2 separate regions of the Homo sapiens genome follow, and region 2 is linked to region 1. Evidence: read pairs that join two places in POLR2A ChIA-PET (ENCODE). Cell type or tissue: HepG2. All regions are shown on one strand. Each heading gives the region's core, and the rest is flanking DNA. Links, peaks and the distances in the headings are about the cores only.

Region 1 (4,384 bases), core at 74-4,073:
TGATCAAAGCAATGCTAGGTAATTAAGGACATTGTTGGCAATAACAGAAATGTGTCTATGAAAAGGTTCTTAAGAAGGTGACTGTAACCTCACATTCTCCTTTCATTTTCTCCCCCATCTCTGCTTCTCTCTAGGGTGAACACAGTTGGTCTGGGTGGGATTGGGGTTGTGCTGTGTGGGGCAGAGGCTGTTGGGGATTCGTGATGGGAATTCCTAATAGTGACCCTTGGGTCCCAGGAACAGGAGACACGGGCCAGTCAAAGGCATGGGAAGAAGCTAGGAGAAGTTAGGATTCGAGTTAAATCCAGTGCCAACAGGGTGACCAGTTGTCTAGGTTTAGCCAGGACTGAGGGCTCCCTGGGATGTGAGATTTTCAATGTCCACACTCAGAAAGTTCTGGGCAAATGGGGACAAGTTGGACACAGAAGCAGAAAAAAAATCAAGGAGGGTCTGCAGTGGAAACGGGCATTGTTCACTCTGCAGAATCTGTATTCTTGCTGTCAACAATGCCCCGAACTTCCTCTGGAATCTGCTCCTCACCCTTGAGTGGCTCTCACCTCCCACTCTCAACCCCAGCCTGGTACCAGGGCAAAACACAAAACTCAGCCCCAAATTAGCCATGACAAAAATGCAAATCAAGACCACGATGCAATACCACTTCATGCCCACGAGCGTGGCAAAAAACAAACAGACGGACAATAACAAGTGTCGGTGAGGATGAGGAGAAATCGGAACCCTCATACATTGCTGGTGGGAACATAAAATGGCACAGCTGCTTTAGGAAAGAGTTTGGCATTTCTTTCATTCTTTCTTTTTTTTTTTTGAGATGGAGTCTATCTCTGTAGCCCAGGCTACGGTGCATTGGTACGATCTTGGCTCACTGCAACCTCCGCTTCCTGGGTTCAAGTGATTCTCCTCCCTCAGCCTCTTGAGTATCTGGGACTACAGGAACCCACGACCTCGCCCGGCTAATTTTTGTCTTTTAGTAGAGACGAGGTTTCACCATGTTGGTCAGGCTGGTCTCAAACTCCTGACCTCGTGATCTGCCCGCCTCGGCCTTCCAAAGTGCTGGGATTATAGGCGTGAACCACCGTGCCCAGCTGGTGGAAGGTATTTTTTTTTTCTTTTGCTAGTTTCATAAACAAAGCCACCTCTAGCTATTTAATTGCATTTTCAGTATCTCCCGTTAAAAAAATTTTTTTTTTCAGAGACAGAGTCATGGTGTGTCACCCAGGCCCGCCATCCGCCACCATGCCCAGATAATTTTTTTTTTTTTTTCAAACAGAGTCTTGCTTTGTTGCCCAGGCTGGAGTCTCGCTTTGTGGCACACGCCTATAATCCCAGTTACTCAGGAGGCTGAGGCAGGAGAATCGCTTGAACTCGGGAGGCGGAGGTCGCAGTGAGCCAAGATCATGCCACTGCACTCCAGCCTGGGTGACAAGAGCGAAACTCCGTCTCCAAAAAAAAAAAAAAAAAAAAAAAAAAAGAAGATGCATTTCCCCTTTGTCCTGGATAGCAGCTACCTTGGGTTTCTATATTTGCTTATTTGTCCCTCTCTACTCGGTGACTCATTCCACTTGGAAGAAACTTTGGACTGGAGTTCCCTGCCCCCACCCCTGCCACCAGACTGATTTGTTTTCTTGCTGTTATTGTCACACGATAAGCATGGGGTTGTTGGCTTTTTTTTTTTTTTTTTTTTTAACATTTCTTTCTCTTCTCCACTCTCCACCCCCCTCCTAAATGTTCCAGCCCGGTTCTCTGCATGCACTATTAGCTTGGAACTGTGTCGAAAACTTTTCAGAGTTTTGGGCTCGATGCTTGCAGGTTTCATGGTCTTATTCCCAAGAGCCTCCTGTCTCTTCTCATAAGTTCTGGAATTATCTCTAGTTACGTGCTTATCACAGGGTATGTTTCCCACTTTGCAAATCTCCATTTGGGTGGATCCCAACTGTTTTATTTATTTATTTATTATTTTATTTTATGTGTTTATTTTTGAGGCAAAGTATACCACATTTTCTTTTTCTTTTTGAGACAGTCTTGCTCTGTTGCCCAGGCTGGAGTGCAGTGTCACGATCTCGACTCACTACAAACTCTGCCTCCCGGGTTCAAGTGATTCTCCTGCCTCAGCCTCTCGAGTAGCTGGGATTACAGGCGCACACCACCACAACTGGCTAATTTTTGTATTTTTAGTGGAGACGGGGTTTCACCATGTTGGCAAGGATGGTCTCAATCTCTTGACCTCGTGATCTGCCCGCCTTGGCCCCTGAAAGTGCTGGAATTACAGGCATGAGCCACCGTGCCCGGGCTTCAACTGTTTTTATAATGATTAAAAAAAAAAAAATCGAAAGGCAGCACCGTGGCAAAGAAAGAGCTTTTTTATTTGTCCTTAGACATTAAGCACATTTATCCATTTGGTTCTGATGTGACAGAGGCTGGGAGTTGCAGGGAAAGGCAGGAAATCTGGCATAGGCCCTGCAGATCCTTCATTTCCACTCTTTTCTAATTTTGCTGGATACATGGCAAAAATATTCTGCAGTGGTCTTAAGGAGAAGTTCTAGAGCCAGACAGTTCTCTTTTTTTAGTTTCTTTCTTTTTATTTATTTATTTTTTTTGAGATGGAGTCTTGCTCTGTCACCCAGGCTGGACTTAAGTGGCGCGATCTCGGCTCACTACAAGCTCCGCCTCCCGGGTTCACGCCATTCTCCTGCCTCAGCCTCCCAAGTAGCTGTAGAGCCAGACAGTTCTGAGTTCAAGAGCTGGCCCTGCCACTTTGCAGCTATGAGATCTCGGACAAACCATATAATCTCTTAAACCAGGGGTCAGTCAGTAAGCTATATCCCATAGGCTAAATGTGGCCTGCTGCCTGATTTCTAATGATTTGTGAGCTAGGAGTCACTTTTGCATTTTATTTATTTATGTATTTATTTTTGAGATGGAGTCTTGCTCTGTCACCCAGGCTGGAGTGCAGTGGCACAATCTTGGCTCACTGCAACCTCCACCTCCTGGGTTCAAGTAATTCTCCTGTCTCACCCTCCAAGTAGCTGGGATTACAGGCGTGTGCCGCCATGCCCAGCTAATTTTTGTATTTTGGGTAGAGGTGGGGGTTTCACCATCTTGACCAGGCTGGTCTCGAACTCCTGACCTCAGGTGATCCGCCCACCTCGGCCTCCCAAAGTATTGGGATTACAGGCATGAGCCACCACGCCCTGCCCACTTTTGCATTTTAAAATGATTAAAGGAAAAACAAGGAGAGACGTGAACCAAAGGGTGCAAAGTTTCAGATGGGAGGAATACGTTCTAGGAATCCACTGCTCTGTAGATGAATGGTGACTATAGCTAATAACACATATTGCAAAATGGCTAGAAGAATAGATTTTAAATGTTCTCACAACAAAGAAATAAGTACATGAAGTGATGAGGATTTAATTAGCTTGTTTTAATCATTCCACAATTTATACTGTAACATAACTTTACACTGTACCCCATACGTGTACACAACTATTATTTTTATTTTTGTTTATTTATTTTAGAGACAGGGTCTAGCTCTGTCACCCAGGCTGGAGTACGGTGGAGCCTTCATAGCTCACTGCACCCTTGACCTCCTGGGCTCAAGTGATTCTTCCGCCTTAGCCTCCTGAGTAGCTGGGACTACAGGTGCGAACCATCGTGCCCGGCTAATTGTTCTATTTTCTGTGGAAATGGGGTCTGGCTATGTTGCCCAGGTTGGTCTCTAACTCCTGGGCTCCAGCAATCCTCCCTTCACGGCCTCCCATAGGGCTGGGATTACAGGCACGAGCCACTGTGCCTGACCTATAATACTGTTGTCAATTAAAAATAAAACAAATGATTTTTAGAAAGATAATATTATGGAAATTAATATTAATAGAAAATAGATAATAGGGCTGGGAGCTGTGGCTCACGCCTGTAATCTCAGCACTTTGGGAGGCCGAGGTGGGCGGATCACTTGAGGTCAGGAGTTTGAGACCAGCCTGGCCAACATGGTAAAACCCTGTCTTTACTGAAAATACAAAATTAGGCAGGCGCGGTGGTGAGCGCCTGTAATCCCAGCTACTCGGGAGGCTGAGGCAGGAGAATCACTTGAACCCGGGAGGCAGAGGTTGCAGTGAGCCGAGATTAAGCCATTGCGCTCCAGCCTGGGCAACAAGAGTGAAACTCCGTCTGGAAAAAAAAAAAAAAGGAAAAGAAAAGAAACCATCAGGGTTTAATGCTCAGCTTCTGGCTTAGGAAGTCTGGCTCTTACCGATAATGATAACCTCTGCATATATCTTTATCCATAGCACTATGGTTATAAAATTCTGCAATTCTCAAAGTCGCTTATGTGTCTTAGTCTGTGCTTTGCTGCCTTGGCGTCATTTCTGAGCAG
Region 2 (4,384 bases), core at 26-4,025, 370 kb before region 1:
GGGCAGGCTAGCTGGTCGGGGCGGAGCCAGTGTCTGACCAAGGAGGATGGTTAAGACTGGGTAAGAGAGGATAGGGAAAGGGGCGAGGCTATGGCCAGAAGGGTGGAGTTATGCAGGGGCGGGGCTTGGCCACGAAGGGGCGGGATTGTCCAGGGGCGGAGTTGGGGTTCTGGTCAATTTGGGGTGGGATTTAGCCCTTCAGAAGGTGAAGCCTGGGGTAAGGTGGGGCCGCCTAGGGACAGAGCCAGAGCATCAAAGGCTGGGGAGGTTGAACTCTGGGGAGAGGTGGGCAAAAAGGGCCCCAGGCTGGGCTGAATGAGGAGCTGGATAAGAAGATGGAGAGAAACCAGGGGTGTCCCTGGAAGGACTCCAGGGCTGGGGTGATCCTGGGTGGCTCTGAATTAACCCTCGTCTTGGGTATAACAGTGGTGGTGGTGCAAAGATGCCCCTGAGCTGACCTTGACATGACCCTGGGGGGTGAGCTAGAGATGACCTCTATTTTTTTTTTTCCTTTTTTTGAGGCAGAGTCTTGCTCTGTTGCCCAGCCCAGAGTGCAATGGTGCGATCTTGGCTCACTGAAACCTCTGCCTCCCTGGTTCAAGCAATTCTGTCTCAGCCTCCCTAGTAGCTGGGATTACAGGCATGCGCCACCATGCCTGACTAATTTTTGTATTTTTAGTAGAGACGGGGTTTCACCATGTTGGCCAGGCTGGTCTCGAACTCCTGACTTCAGGTGATCCGCCTGCTTCGGCCTCCCAAAGCGCTGGGATTACAAGCGTGAACCACTGCACCCGGCCAAGCTAGGGATGATCTTCAGGCTGAAGGGATATTAAGATGCCCCCGAGCCTGGGTGATCACTAACTCTGAGACAGGGTGACAGCATAGTCGTCCTGAGATAACTCTACACCAATGTGGGGGTTGCCTAATGATGGGTGGCTCCCCTCCGCCTCCCTTACCCGCTGTAGCATCTCTTCAGTCACCGGGGCCGGAGGTGTTCTGTGTGGCTTCAGCATCTTCTGGTTCATGGTTAAAAAATCGAATTCTGGAGATTCAGGTTGGGGAGGCTGAGTGAGGGCTGTGGGCCGAGGCGGGGCTGAGGGTGTGGTGAAGTTCAAGGGAAGGGTTCAAGAGCCAAGCCCAGGCCAGCGCTGAAGTTGACCAGGGGAGAAAAATGGATTAGGAGAGGGGGGAGGGAGGAGCCAAAGAAGGAGGGAGAAGCCAGAGGAAGGGGGAGGAGCTGGGAAAGAGGGAGGAGCTGGGAAAGAGGTAGGCGCTGGGGAAGAGGGAGGAGGTGGGGGAGGAGGAAGGAGCCAGGGGAGGAGAGAGGAGCTGGGGAAGAGGGAGGAACTGGGAAAGAGGGAGGAGCTGGGACAAAGGAAGGAGCCAGAGAAAGGGGGAGGAGCTTGGGAAGAGGGAGGAGCTGGAGGAGGACGGAGGAGCTAGGGGAGGAACCCAGAGCTAGGGCATAGGGCTAAGAAGGTCAGGGGCGGGGCCGGGCCAGATGAGTCTGTGGGCAGGGCCAGGCAGGGCAGGCTAGCGGGTCAGGGGCGGAGCCAGAGTCTGACAATGGAAGAGGAGTTAAGACTGGATAAGAGAGGATGGAGAAGGGGCAGGGCCGTGTCCAGAAGGATGGAGTTATGAAGGGGAGAGGCATGGCCATGAAGGGGCGGGATTATCCAGGAGCAGAGTTGGGGTTCTGGTCAATTGGGGGTGGGATTTAGCCTTTCAGGGGATGAAGCCGGGGGAGGGGAGGGCTGGTTAGGGGCGGGGCCAGAGCAGTGGCAAGGGCGAGGCTTCCAGGGCTGGGCTTCCCGGGACGGGGCTCCGTGGGGGCGGGGCTCCATGGGGAGGGGCTCCATGGGGGCGGGGCTTTCGGGGGTGGGGCTTCCCGGGGCGGGGCTCCATGGGGCGGGGCTTCCCGGGAGCGCTCACCGCCCGTGCCCCGCGGCAGGTAGCTTTGCTGCAAGTGGAGGTTGGGCGCTTTCTGCACCTGTCTCCACTCTGAAGGGCAGTAGTCCGAGCCCATGGTGGTCTTGAAGAAGCGTTTGAGTAGCTTTGGCTCCCCTAGGGTCACATGACTCTGCAATTTCTCATGAGGCACGTGGCGGCTGGGTGGCTGGGTCGGGGGTGGCGGCTGTAGGACCACATGGCATTTGAAAGCTCCGGCGTCCGAGAGGTCCCCGGGCCCGGGGGGGAGGGAGGAGGTGGGCTCTGTGTGACCTTGGACAGCTCCCTCACCCCTTCTGGGCCCCACCTGGTAGCACTGGGAGTTGGTACTCTTATCTCATTTTACAGAAGGAGCCACGGAGGAGGATCGGAGTGGTTAAGTGACTCGCCCTAGATCACTCAAGTACATCCAGGAGATTCCTGCATACATATCAAGCTCACTCCCACTTTGGGACTTCTGCACCTGCTATTTGCTCTGTCTGGGAAGCCCTTTTCCCTGCCGCCTTTTCGCTCTTCCTGCTCACCTGGCCGTAGAAGTACTGCATGAAGGTGTCCAGACTGCCGGGGCCGGGGCACCAATTTCCTTTCAGGATGTGCGACTCCGGAGTCTGATCGTGGTGAAGAACAAAAGGCTCTGCCAGAAGCGGAACAGGTGCAGAGCTGCCCTGGGAGGCTGCGGTGGGAGGCGGGACGGGGCGGGCCTCAGGCTCTCACCTGGCTCCCTGGCATAGAAGTGCTCGGCCTTGGTGGTCCTGTCGCGGAAGAGGCCGTCACCAGGACGGATATTTACACAGTGGATGTGGGCTGTGGCCTGGGCCTTGTCATACCTGTACGTAGTGTATTATTCCATCAAGAATAAGGTAAAGTGGGCTGGGCATGGTGGCCCACCCCTGTAATCTCAGCACTTTGGGAGGCTGAGGTGGGTGGATCACCTGAGGTCAGGCTTTTGAGAACAGATTGGCAAAAATGGTGAAACCCCATCTCTACTAAAAATACAAAATTAGCCGGGCATGGTGGCACATGCCTGTAATTCCAGCTACTCGGTAGGCTGAGGCAGGAGAATTGCTTGAACCCGGGAGGCGGAGGTTGCAGTGAGCTGAGATTGTGCCACTGCACTCAAGCCTGGGCAACAGAGCGAGACTACGTCTCAAAAAAAAAAAAAGAAAAAAAAAAAGAAGAAGAAGAAGCTAAAGTGGATCCATCTGGGGCCTTGCAACCCCCAGAAAGAGGGAGGGGAGCAGGGTTTCCTAATGACCAAGCTGTGGGGCTCTGATAATGAGAGATCTGGCACAATAGTGCACCTTGGCTACCAGTGACAGAGACCTCAGAGGCAGAGTATGGGCCCTAAAGCCCTAAGGGGCAAATACCACATGCTACTGAAAGCCAGTTGTCCCATCTGGGTGGGAAGGCAGTGCCCCCTCGTCCCCCACTTTTTTTTTTTTTTTGAGATGGAGTCTTGCTCTGTCGAACAGGCTGGAGTGCAGTGGTGCAATCTTGGCTCACTGCAGCCTCCGCCTCCCGGGTTCAGGCGATTCTCCTGCCTCAGCCTCCGGAGTAACTGGGATTACAGGCGCCCACCACCACACCCGGCTAATTGTTGTATTTTTAGTAGAGACAGGGTTTCACCATATTGGCCAGGCTGGTCTCGAGCTCCTGACCTCATGATCTGTCTGCCTCAGCCTCCCAAAGTGCTGGGATTACAGGCATGAGCCACCGTGCCCGCAGTGGCCCCTTTATACCTATCTTCAGGCAGATCCTGGGGCCTGTAGGCCTGTTTCTGCTCCGAACACGTTGATCCATAGCTGATCTTGCAGTCTCCCAGCTCCACTCCGGAGGAGGCCTGTGGGCAGACAGGGATAGGAAGGCCCAAACCACCCAGCCCCCAATTCTGCCCCCGCCTGCAGCCCCAACACAGCCTCAATTTACCCTCTTACACCTCAAGGCAGGTGGGCCTGGCAGGGCCTGGAACTGTCTTTGGTAGGAAGTCCCATCTTGTCTCGTGTAGTCCCACTTGAGGGTGTTGGGGCCCCCTTAGGATAGGCAAGGGGGATGGGGGGAGAGAGAGAGAGATTGAGATTCCCTGCCATCTCAAGCCCTCTGGAAGGAATTCTATTTCTTGCCTGGGAAGGGGAGCTGGGCCATTCTGAACAGTGTAGACTGAGAGCTGTCTGGCAAACACCAAAAGATAAAAATAAAAATAAAATAAATTATACTAAAAGCCAGGTGCAATGGCCCATGCCTGTAATCCCAGCTATTCAGGTGGCTGAAGTGCAAAGATGGGCTTGAGCCCATCTTGAGCTGGAGACCAGCTTGGGCAACATAGTAAGACCCTCATCTCTAAAAAATAATGATAAATTTAAAAATACAGCCAGGTGTGGTGGCTCATGCCTGTAATCCCAGCACTTTGAGAGGCCAAGGCAGGTGGATCACCTGAGGT

Evidence for each region. ChIA-PET counts read pairs that join two places held together with the same protein. Peaks named below come from ENCODE experiments on the same cell type or tissue, not always from the same donor. Only the 100,000 strongest peaks of a DNase experiment are listed, where the experiment ranks them.
Region 2: POLR2A ChIA-PET joins it to region 1 with 8 read pairs; 1 of 35 experiments calls an interaction of 5 or more read pairs at or near these places.

Annotation. Positions count from the first base shown.
Region 1 is chr19:7,132,407-7,136,790 of GRCh38, reverse strand. The region is part of intron 13 of INSR (insulin receptor); the gene reads left to right. Among named protein-coding and RNA genes, the nearest start is that of ZNF557, 65 kb to the right of the region's middle. In HepG2, for the core only: no CTCF peak of the experiment used is centred there; DNase peaks (open chromatin) are centred at 1,290 and 1,590.
Region 2 is chr19:7,503,714-7,508,097 of GRCh38, reverse strand. It overlaps SAXO5 (stabilizer of axonemal microtubules 5), which reads right to left. Exons shown (of 9, transcript NM_198534.3): 3 at 3,874-3,977; 4 at 3,687-3,787; 5 at 2,662-2,774; 6 at 2,472-2,581; 7 at 1,933-2,134; 8 at 957-1,042. Among named protein-coding and RNA genes, the nearest start is that of SAXO5, 8.4 kb to the right of the region's middle. RefSeq lists an enhancer at 1-155 and a silencer at 1,468-1,547. In HepG2, for the core only: no CTCF peak of the experiment used is centred there; a DNase peak (open chromatin) is centred at 1,567.